4 separate regions of the Homo sapiens genome follow, and all the other regions are linked to region 3. A link is a contact called in ENCODE Hi-C or POLR2A ChIA-PET data. All regions are on one chromosome and are shown on one strand. The core of a region is the stretch at or near the end of the contact, and the rest is flanking DNA. Distances in the headings are between cores, read along the strand shown.

Region 1 (2,700 bases), core at 86-2,585, 430 kb after region 3:
AGGCTGTAGTCAGTCTTGCCTTTTCCCTGCTTTTCCTAAGGTCCTTTCATCATCAGCTTGATAAACATGCTAATATATTACCTGAGACAATTGTTGAAATAAGTGCTGTTATTGGAGCATGTGCTTAAAGGGAACAATTGCCCTTTGTTCAGCCCCATTCCTGAGGGTGCCTTGTTGGAGATATTTATTCTTGTGGAAGACTAAACCATGAGATGAAGGAATAGAAAAAGAAAGTAGGTTTTTCCCCTAAGTGAGAAGGTGAAATTGGAGCACATGATTTTTCTTAAGACAGATTATTTCAGCTTAGGCTTCCCAGAGCCCACACCCTGCCCTTGATCTGCGGCTCCCACCCCAGGTCCTCTCCCAGCCATGCCCTTGGCTTTTGCCACTTCCCACCCGTTTCCTCTCATCTCTGTACTTTTCACATCTGGCCATTAGGTTGGGGGCCAGCTGCGATGGAACTCACGGCAGGGCTGATTTGTCTCGTGGGGGTGGCGAGGCCCTGAGTGGAGCCAGGTCAGCCCTCATCTCTCTCCTCCCTGCCGCATTAGATTTGTCACACTCTGACAGAGAAGCTTGTTGCCATGACAATGGGCTCTGGGGCCAAGATGAAGACTTCAGCCAGTGTCAGCGACATCATTGTGGTGGCCAAGCGGATCAGCCCCAGGTGAGCAATTGGCGGCTTCGAGGTCCCCACACTCCCTGAGGGAAGAGAGGGGCTGGAAGCTGGGGTAGCCGCAGAGCTGGGCTCTTCTATAAAATGGTGCACAGGCAACTTCAGCTATTTGTTTCCCACACATTTACAGAGTGACCAGGAGGGTTTAGATACCGAGACTTCTCAGCTAAGGTGGGCTTCCACCATCCCCACCTGCAGCATGACCCATCTGAGAGGGCTTTGGGGAAGCGCCAGCAGGTGCCTAGTCCTGACCCTGTCCTAGACCCTGCCCTGCAGAGCCCGTGGCCGCCCCTCTTACCCAGCCACATACCAGCTCCCCTTGACACGCCTTCCTCCCAGGCCAACATGTCACACAGATGCCCACACCCCTGTCTCTGCCTGAATCTGTGTTGGAGACTAGCTTGGGGGACCCACTCTGGCTGTGCCCACTGCTCCATCCCTGGCCCAGGCCAGCAGCCTCCAGCACTGGGTGGGAGCTGAAGCCATATGGCATTCAACCTCCCAGATTCCAGGCTAACTGCGAAATCCCGTGTGGGAGGCAACCAGCAGGATTGCAGTCAACAGCTACACCCCCTCATTTGGGCTTGATATCGTGAGGAAAAATAAAGCCCTTTTCTTAGAGCCAAGGGCTGTACTAAGTTTGTGCTGCCACCTGGTGGCTGGTATGCCGACGTGCCTGAGCAGAGGGTCGGGGCCAGGATGTTTTCCACGTCAGCCACCTGGCCCCTCCGCCCACCCGGGAGGGCACCTCTGTATGCCTGCTGAAACAATGGCACTGCTGTGAGTTCCAGGGGCCCACACGTTCCTTGTTGCCATGGCCCCAGGTAAATCACGAGGAACCAGCCCTTTCTCTGCCTCAAGATTAACCAAATAAAAACGACCAGTTTCCTGAGTTGCCACGTGAGTTCCTCTGAGGGAATACACGACCTGGTCAGCTTGAACTCAGTCCAGGCAGTTCAGTGAGTTGAGAGAGTGGGAGGGAGATAATCCAGGGAGGGACTCAGCTGAGAACAGTTCCCTGCCTTCTCTGGAATTGCCTCCAGTGGGCTGTAGCCACATGGTCAGCCCCTGGCTTTATAAGAACCCACATCCCAGGCTCTGGGTGGGCACTGGGCATTCCTTCCCCATTATTTTATTTATTTATTTATTTTTGAGATGGAATCTTGCTCTGTCACCCAGGCTGGAGTGCGGTGGTGCGATCTTGGCTCACTACAACCCCCACCTACCGGGTTCAAGCGATTCTCCTGCCTCAGCCCCCTGAGTAGCTGTGATTACAGGTGCCTGCTACCATGTCTGGCTAATTTTTGTATTTTTAGTAGAGATGGGGTTTCACCATGTTGGCCAGGCTGATCTCAAACTCCTGACCTCAGGTGATCCTCCTGCCTCAGCCTCCCACAGTGCTGGGATTATAGGTGTGAGCCACCACACCCGGCCTCCTTCCCCATTAGTTTTAAAGATTCTGCACTATGGTATTCACTAGACCCTTTGTCATGCTTTTTGTGCCTTCTAAGAGCCACTTAGAGGCCAGGCAGATTCCTGTGATACAGGTTACAAGGCAGCACTTTCAGGAGGTTGAGGTTTCTGTGTGAGCCTGGGTGAGTAGGATCAGCACGGGTCCTAAGATGAGGGTGTGGCATTGTCCAGAGAGTGGACCTGTTCTGGTGCTCACAGGCCCATCCTAAAGAGTACCTTGGACTACTTCTAGAATGCTCCGTGCCATAATTCAGCCAGGGTCCTGCTTTGTCCTTTTGCCCTCACACTTCTTTCTCCTTCTGGCCATGTTTTGTCCCCATTGTTTTTCCTGCTCCATTTATCCCACACAGTGTGTTGATGGCCTGTGAGTCTCGAGGAGGTGGCTTCAGCTCCAGGGCACTAGAGAAAGGAGCTGGCTGAGATAGGCGCGGAGGGTGACTGTGTCTCTGCATGTCCTCACCGGCTCCACAGCCGTGAATAAGAGTGTTTGAGGCCATCTTTTTTTCAAGTGCTTTTAGAAATCAAACAATACATCTTTATTTTTTCTTCCT
Region 2 (2,808 bases), core at 28-2,527, 470 kb after region 3:
GAAACAACAGGTGCTGGAGAGGATGTGGAGAAATAGGAACACTTTTACACTGTTGTTGGGACTGTAAACTAGTTCAACCATTGTGGAAGACTGTGGCGATTCCTCAAGGATCTTGAACTAGAAATACCAGTTGACCCAGCCATCCCATTACTGGGCATAGACTCAAAGGATTATAAATCATGCTGCTATAAAGACACATGCATACGTATGGTTATTGCAGCACTATTCACAATAGCAAAGACTTGGAACCAACCCAAATGTCCATCAATGATAGACTGGATTAAGCAAATGTGGTACATATACACCATGGAATACTATGCAGCCATAAAAAAGGATGAGTTCATGTCCTTTGTAAGGATATGGATGAAGCTGGAAACCATCATTCTCAGCAAACTATCGCAAGGACAGAAAACCAAACACCGCAGGTTCTCACTCATAGGTGGGAATTGAACAATGAGAACACTTGGACACAGGAAGGGGAACATCACACTCCAGGGCCTGTTGTGGGGTGTTGGGGGTGGGGGCGAAGGGATAGCATTAGGAGATATACCTAATGTAAATGACGAGTTAATGGGTGCAGCACACCAACATGGCACATGTATACATATGTAACAAACCTGCACGTTGTACACACGCACCCTACAACTTAAAGTATATATGTAAAAAAAAGAACAGTGTAAGAGGATATTGAAAACTCCCCTATCCACTCCACACAGCAGGCATCTAGCATGTATCCTCTTAGGGAAGTTCCCATGGGACAGGGAGAGACTGGCTTTGTAAATGCTCCTGTTACAGGTACTGAAGTTAGGAATTTCAAGAAGGAAATGAAACCACTCCTAGAAGATCCCCTCAGTTTAGCAGACCAGCTGTACCAAATCCTAGGACCCAGCTTTTACACCTGGGCTAAAATTATTCTATTATAAATATACTGTTCACAGGAGAAGAAAGGGGAATGATTAGGAGAGCAGTCATGACCATCTGGGACAGGCAACACTCTCCTGGGCAAGGGTTCTTGCCAGCCAAACAAAAATTCCCAAATGTCATTCCCAAATTGGATAATAAAGATCCCAGGGACTGGGCCCAAATGGAGGAATGAATAATTAGAAGAGATCAAAGAGTCCACTCCTAGGGCATAAAATGTCGTAAAGGCATTTGAGATTCAACAAGAAAAAGAGGAAACTCCCTCTGCATTCCTGCAGAGGCTCAGAGATCAGATGAGAAAATATTTTGGATTAAATCTGGAAGAACCAGTGGGCAAGGCCTTTTAAAGGTTAGCTTTGTGACTAAAAGCTGGCCTAGCAGGCCAGGGAGTGCAGCTGCAGGCGTGGGGGTGGCAGGAGCCGCAGAGCCAGAGCAGACAGCCGAGAAAAAGGTGGACAGTGTGAAAGAACCAGTGTGAGTAAACCCCCAATAAGAAACTAATGTCTGTATTATGCAAAAGGAGTCACTGGGGATCCAAGTCTCTGTATAATGCAATACTTAGGAATTATGGGTGTATAGGGATTTATACCCTCATTAAACAAGTATGTGGAAGTTGTGTAGCTTGTCAAAGGATAAACAAAAAGATAATGAGAAAACAGGCCACGGGAGGAAGACCTCCCAGATTAAGACAATTTCAAAGCATTGAAGTAGATACCACAGAAATGCCCTAAGTAGGAAGACTAAAGTATTTACTGGTGATCATAGATCACCTTCCTGGCTGGGTCTTTCCCCTTTCAACAGCCACCACCAGGAATGTGGTCAAAATAATATTAGAACAATTGTACCCTAGATTTGGCCTGGTGGAAAATACTGATTCAGACAATGGGAGCCACTTTTTCTCAAGGTTGTTAAGGGGAATTATGGAAGGTTTACAAATTAGATGGGATTATCACACCCTTTGGCATCCCCCTTCCTCTGGAAAGGTAGAAAGAATGAATCAAACACCCAAAAAGTGTATCATCAAACTAATCTTAGAAACTAAAATGCCTTGGACAAAATGTCTTCCAATAACACTCCTTAGGATTAAGACAGCCCCAAGAAAAGACTTGGGATTGTCTCCCTATGAGTTATTATATGGGCTCCCATATTTGGGCAGAGCTACAGATCTCCCTACTATGGAAACCAAGGATCAATTTTTTTTTGATCAATTCTTAAGATATTATATACTGGCCATATCCTCTACCCTGTTATCCCTTAGGTTAAAAGGACTTCTGACTCAAATTCTGCCTCTTGAGTTTGTGGTTTACCACTTCCAGCCTGGTGACTTGGTGCTGATTAAGACTTGGAAAGAAGACATGCTGCACCCAAGCTGGGAAGGTCCTTATCAAGTGCTCCTGAGCACTGAGACAGCTGTGCAAACAGCTGAATGGGGGTGAACTCAGTATACTTGAGTCAAGTAACTGGTAAAAGATACCCCAGAAGGGAGGGGAAAAAACCCGGTGAAAAGTGCATGGGTCACCTGAGGAACCCTTAAAGTTAACTCTGAGAAAAATCTAAAAAGAAAACATGAGCTGGTCCCATTTCTGGAAGTTAATATGGCTGGGATAGGCTACTATACAAGAAGCAGAAGGTCAAAATGGAAACTGGCAGGGGACTCCTCCCTATCCAATCAGGTTGGTAGTTAATATAACCCAGATGGTAGCACCCCAAACTATAAGATTTAATGCCTGCCAGGTCTTACCTTGTGGGAATTTGGAAAATTAGAGACAGCTCTCCCAGGTGAATAAATATCTTTGCCCTGAGTCAAATGCAGGTTACAGTAGGGCATCACCCTGCCCCAGCTGGGATGATGTATGGTGGACTACCCAATTTGAGGGTTGGGCAGTA
Region 3 (2,700 bases), core at 87-2,586:
ACATGATGCTAAGTGAAAGGTGGCAGACAACAGGCTACATATTGTATAACTACATTTATATGAAATAGCCAGAAGAGGCAAAGCCACGGAGGCAGAAACCAGTTAGTGGCTGCCAAGGGCTGCGGGGAGTGGGGGCGTGGAGGGACTGCTTAGAGGGCATAGGGTCTCCTTTTGGGGTGATGAAAATATTCCGGAACTAGGTAGAGGTGATGGTCTTGTAACATTGTGAATGTACTAAATGTGACTAATAATATGTTTTATGTTATGTGTATTTTACCACAATAATTTTTTTTTAAAATGTGGATTGACCTAAATGAAAAATTAGAATTTGCCTTCAAACCATGTTTTCTCTCCTCATCTCAAGTTTAGCCAAAATAATTTTAAGACTAATAAGAGATTTCTTGTGCTGATCCTGGAGACAGAGCAGAGAAAGGCCTGGGCAGGAGACGGAGTAGACGCTTGGGGTCAGTGACTTCTTTCTTGTTTGAACTTCGCCACACTCTGGAAATCCAACTAGAGCCAGAATTCTTTCCTTATTTTTTAAAGAAAAGGAAACATCGTACAGATGGAGGCAGGGCGTCTCCCTCTGAGGGTGCGCCAAGCCAAAGGACAGCTGCCGAGGGAGGCTGGCTGCATTGGGGAGGGATATTTTTTTTCCCTCCCCATCCTCTGTTACAGGATTTAATGGCCAGCAAACTGTGGAATTCGGGGACTTTCATCTCGTTTCATCTGTTTCAAGCCATCATTGCAGGCAAATGGCCTTTATCAAATTACTTTCCTTCATTTTTCATTTAGACTCTTGTCTTCTGCTCTTAGAGAAACCCGTGAGTAAATGCAAGACTTGATCTATGGAATGAACAAACATGTTCCCTGTGCTACCTGTGCCTTCGCAGGCCCTGCACAAAGTGGGACAGGCCACTCCTGTCCAGAAGGTGAATCAGCCCAGAAAACATCCCCTCCCATCCAGGCCCCTGGTCAGCTGGGCAGTGCAGGGTTTTAGGTCAAAGCCAACCAGGAAAGCGGGTCCTGGGAGGTTGCAGGCAGCCCTGGCTCAGCTGGGATTAGGAGACTGTCATTCGCCGACCTGCCCTGCCCCTGCAGAAGCCAGGCAGGACTTGAAGAAATCAGTGAGTCACTTTTCCTCTCAATGGCATTCCCTGTGAGAGTGGGGGTGATCCAGGTTCTAACAAATGCACTTCAAGGGAAAATGCAGTGGAAGTGGGGTGCAGTGCAGTCACTTGGTGAGAACATTTTTCTGGGTGCAGCAAGGAGTGTCTGAGAATATTGTGAGGCTAATGCAATGTTCTCTCAAGTTTGGTAACAGGATGTGGTAGGAGGAACACAGCCTTGCACCAAGCAGAGACAGGTGCTTTTCAAAGTGATAGTAAATGCATTAAGTGCTTCATGAGAAACTCTAGAGTCACAGAGACAGGCCGTCCTCCATCTGGATGTCACTAGGACATAATGCATGCTCTCTGGCTCACACTGAGGACAACAGCTACTGACTGGAGCATCAGGAGCTCATGACTGCAGCTGTTTACTCTGTGTTTCAGTTCCTTCAAGAAGTAAATCCCCCTGCTGATGTCAAACCACACAGGGAATCTCTTTCAAAATCTTGCTTTAGGAAATGCCACTTCTGTTTATGTCAGGGTCGAATGGACACTTTTACCACAGTCACCTATAAGGTGAGGCTATGATTTCAGCAACCAGGCCAAGTCCAGGAGTGGTGGCGTGGTGCTTCCTGGCATACTGAGTCCTTTCTGGGTCTGCAGCTGGTGAGGAATGGGGCAAAACCATTTGTATTTGGAAAGTAAAACCTTTCTCTTGTCATGAACCAACTGGGTCATATCTGGGTGTTGTCGGCAGCCAGCATGCCCTGAGACCTCACCCAAGCCTGCTGTCTGCCTCTCCACAGCACTGAACTGACCTGGCTCCCAGGCCCGGGGGCGTGATCCACACTCACCCTGCTTGTGTCCCCAACAGGACTGCCACCACCCTCCCAGCCTGGGCTGCCCCTCCCCCATGGCACTCTCCTCATGCTGCCAACACCCATTCTTCCCTTCCCTGCCCACGTTCTCTTTGCAGTGACTCATGGAGCGCCCAGGGTGGAAGGGGCACTGTCCAGAGAAGGACAAATGCGGTGAGGATGACCCGGGCCCAAGCTCGTGGATGCTAGTGCTTTGTAGGAAGCACCTGCTGCATGGAGGAGGGTCACTGACCCTGGGTGGCTGGGGTGGGTGGGCTTCCCAGAGGAGGCGACACACAGACTGATACCGCAAGAATAAGTGGGACTCCTGCGGGAGCTGTTTTGGCTTTGCTTTCTCACTCCTTAAATACTGCTTCATCTTCGGCCCCTTTCATTTTATACATTATTTCACAGTGGCATCACTCATGCCTGTGGTTTCAATGACAATGATCCAGTCCGTGTCCCCTCTCTTAGCATGAGGTCCATGCATGTCTTTTCAGCCACTTCCTAGACAAATCCCCGGAATGCTCTGCAGACAGCTGAGTCTTCACATGGCCAATGCTGAGATCATCCTCTTGGCCCCCTCCCTCAAAGTGCTTCCCTCCTCCCATCAAGCCTATGCAGTGAGAGGTGTCGTCTGCACGGTCACTGAGGCCAGAGAGCTGGCAGGCAGCCCCGCTCCCGCTCCTTCTCCACTGCCGACAGTCTCTGAGTTCTACTGATTGCACTTTTTG
Region 4 (2,700 bases), core at 79-2,578, 410 kb after region 3:
GCTTGGGCATTGTGGGAAACAGCCATGCAATCTACAGAGATGGAGAAGACTAAACACAGGACAGGTGTTTTGGGGAGAGGAAGAAATTGAGAATTCCATTCTGGACATGCTCATTGTGAAATACCTATGAAACCTGCAAGTGAAGACGTGAAATAGATAGGACTGGGCCCAAAATACAAATCTGGGAGCCATCAGCATCAAAAGGCAATGTATAGATCAGCAGGAATGGATGAGATTACCCAGGAAGATGGGGTAAAAAGCAAAAGAGAAAACTATCCAGGAAAAAGACTGAAAAATTCTAATATTTAAAATCAGACAGTGGAGGAGCCAACAAAGGAAACCAAGGATAAATCTAAGAAAATCAGGAGAGGGTGGTGTCATGGAAGCCAAGAGGGAGAACATGGTCAGACTGGTGTTCACAATCCTGGTGGGAATGTGAGGATATTTATGTCCATTTGGTGACATGGGGGTCATGGTGATCTTGAGAAGTCAACTCAGTGGAGCACAGTGGGTATCAGCGAGATTTGAGCAAGTTGAAGAGAGAACGGGAGGTAGTTAGTAGAGACAGCTTTTTTTCTTATGGTGTTGAGATGAAAGGTGAAATCTAGTTTGAAAGAGAAGAGAGACACAGGCTGGTAACTGGAGAGTCACTTGGTATATAAAGATTTTTAAGATGAGTGATACTAGATTTTAATTGTTCATTGGTGGGAATTCTCTAGCAGAGAGGGAGATATTAATCCAGAAGAAAGTAGAGAAAGCCAAAGGACCTTGAGAAAGTAAAGGGAGATGAGATACAGAGTAGAGGTGAAAGAGAAGATAGATACAAATTTTGGAAGGTTTAGATGTTTGGTGATGAAAACATGGAGTTGATACCTATTTCTTTTTTCTTTTCTAAATGGTACAAGTAAAGCAGAATAGGGGCATAGGAGGTTTAAAGATTAGATATGAAGTTGTTTGAGGGAGTAAGTGAGAGTTGGACACTTACGGACAGATGGATGACTAGGAATAAGTGCCTGTTTGAGATTTGTGATCATGAATCAAAAGCAAAGCCAGTCTTGGGTGACTTTCCCTAACTATGTGCTCCAGTGCCAGCATGGAGAACACGGAGTTTGGGTTCTGCCAAGAGAGCTGGGAAGGAGAGAAGAGCAAGAGAGCAACTCCGTGGTGGCCTATGTGATCCAGGCCAGATGGTAGGACCAGAGGGTGAGAGGAGTGAGAATGGCATGGAGCTCAAGGGAAGCACAGAAGATGTCAGGCCTGTAAACAGAGGCTCCAAGAAGGAATTTCTCTCCCCAGCAATCTTCAACGTTAGCTCACAGATGAGGGCACTTGCTTTAGAAGCAGTGGTGACACCCAGTGACCACTCTTTGAAGTGCACCTTCTTGGTTTTAGGTTGTCAGCAGATCCGGAAGTGTGTGTTTTTTTCCACTTGGGAGGCATCAGAGCCCTCACCATTCTCTCCATGGTTCTCTCTTGCAGGATTCTGTCCCATTGGTCCTGGACATTTCAAGGGGATGGAGAGGCTGCTGCTTAGGGGGGTAACTAGAAGTGGACTGAAGGCAATCTGGGGGCTGTTAGCTCCAGACCCCAGACCTGGCCTTCTCTGCTAGGTTCCTGCTGTCCTGAGACAGATCCTGAATCCTGGGATGGCTTTGGGTATTCTAAAGCCCTGCTTGGATTTAGAAAAATGCCAGGTAGTGACATAATCCTCTTCCAGCCCACAGTTGTCCTGGGGAAATACCATCCTGGCTGACCCAGAACTGTGTGAGGACTCTCTTCTCAGCACCACCTCCCGAAAGTTGACTGTTGCTGGGGTTCTAAGAGGGTTCCACTGTCTCCAGCTCCACTTGACCCAAGCACTGGGATCTGGCTTAGTCTAGAGAGAAACGCAGATTCCTCCCAAAGTCCTGTCAGTCATCAGAGGTACTGGGCATGACTTCTGGGCCAAGAAGTTGGGTGTCCCTTAGTTAGAGGGTATAGGGAAATACAAAGAGGACCAAGACAGGACAGCCCCTTTGCAGCAACCTAAGGCACTTTTACTGTTCTGATCAATTACCCTGTACCAGGACATGCTGTTTCCCTTCCACTTTAAGAGGTTAGTAAATCAGGTTTGAGTTCAAACACAAGAGGGTCACTGAGGCATGGGGTAGGTGAGGGAGGTGGTTTCTAAGGTGGTCAAGAAATGGAGGAAGACTGTTTCTGACTCACCTCTATCCCTCTTCCCCATCTCTTATCTCACACTCCCCGGTTTGAACTGGACTTTGTACTTAGGGCAGCCTGGTGTCGTGGAAGGAGCCTGTGCTGAACTTGCAGTCGGGTCATCCCTTGGCCACATACCTGCTTCCACATCTGTAAAATGGTGATGTGGTGATGGCACATGGTTATGGTGAAAAATTAAACAATGCACATGAAAGTGTTTCTTACACCAACACAATGCTTTGGTTTAAGGCATTACTATTAGATATTTATACCAAGGCAGATTTCACAGACATTAAGGAAAAAGAAAAAAGTTTTATGGCAATGAAATTCCATTAGAGGTGTATACCAGGCCCTGGGGGAACTCATCAGAGGCAAAGTGACCATTGATGTCTTTTCCAAGACTGAGAGAACACAGAAAGAGGTGGGTAAAGGAGAAGATCCACCACTTGGAGTCAGACAGACTTAGCTTCTTATCCTGTATTTGCCAGTTACTAGTTGTGG

Evidence for each region. Hi-C counts contacts between places; a loop is a spot of excess contacts on that map. ChIA-PET counts read pairs that join two places held with the same protein, here RNA polymerase II (POLR2A). Pooled maps may share reads with other maps.
Region 1: a pooled map shows a loop between it and region 3 (3-fold over the local background). The contact joins two enhancer-like sites. A Hi-C loop is called at or near these places in 1 of 168 maps with a recorded cell type or tissue (ascending aorta) and 3 of 50 pooled maps. POLR2A ChIA-PET finds 5 or more read pairs at or near these places in 1 of 52 experiments (HEK293).
Region 2: a loop to region 3 is called in a pooled map, with 4 times the contacts of the local background. The contact joins two enhancer-like sites. A Hi-C loop is called at or near these places in 1 of 37 single-sample maps with no recorded cell type and 2 of 50 pooled maps. POLR2A ChIA-PET finds 5 or more read pairs at or near these places in 2 of 52 experiments (Panc1 and activated T-cell).
Region 4: a loop to region 3 is called in a pooled map, with 2.4 times the contacts of the local background. The contact joins two enhancer-like sites. A Hi-C loop is called at or near these places in 1 of 168 maps with a recorded cell type or tissue (ascending aorta) and 2 of 50 pooled maps. POLR2A ChIA-PET finds 5 or more read pairs at or near these places in 1 of 52 experiments (activated T-cell).

Annotation. Positions count from the first base shown.
Region 1 is chr17:32,935,781-32,938,480 of GRCh38, forward strand. It overlaps TMEM98 (transmembrane protein 98), which reads left to right. Exons shown (of 8, transcript NM_015544.3): 6 at 552-667. Among named protein-coding and RNA genes, the nearest start is that of TMEM98, 9.0 kb to the left of the region's middle. RefSeq lists enhancers at 1-650, 651-1,300, 1,211-1,505 and a silencer at 606-793. Within about 2 kb of position 1,336, at least 12 of the 41 ENCODE cell types and tissues checked have a DNase peak (open chromatin) inside an H3K27ac peak, as active enhancers do; they include ascending aorta, where a contact is called at or near this core.
Region 2 is chr17:32,969,099-32,971,906 of GRCh38, forward strand. No RefSeq gene overlaps it. Among named protein-coding and RNA genes, the nearest start is that of SPACA3, 21 kb to the right of the region's middle. Within about 2 kb of position 1,278, at least 2 of the 41 ENCODE cell types and tissues checked have a DNase peak (open chromatin) inside an H3K27ac peak, as active enhancers do.
Region 3 is chr17:32,502,280-32,504,979 of GRCh38, forward strand. The region is part of intron 21 of MYO1D (myosin ID); the gene reads right to left. Among named protein-coding and RNA genes, the nearest start is that of CDK5R1, 17 kb to the left of the region's middle. RefSeq lists an enhancer at 1,294-2,064. Within about 2 kb of position 1,337, at least 13 of the 41 ENCODE cell types and tissues checked have a DNase peak (open chromatin) inside an H3K27ac peak, as active enhancers do; they include ascending aorta, where a contact is called at or near this core.
Region 4 is chr17:32,908,728-32,911,427 of GRCh38, forward strand. No RefSeq gene overlaps it. Among named protein-coding and RNA genes, the nearest start is that of H2BN1, 15 kb to the left of the region's middle. RefSeq lists cis regulatory regions at 782-2,700, 1,293-1,406, 1,294-1,376. Within about 2 kb of position 1,329, at least 3 of the 41 ENCODE cell types and tissues checked have a DNase peak (open chromatin) inside an H3K27ac peak, as active enhancers do.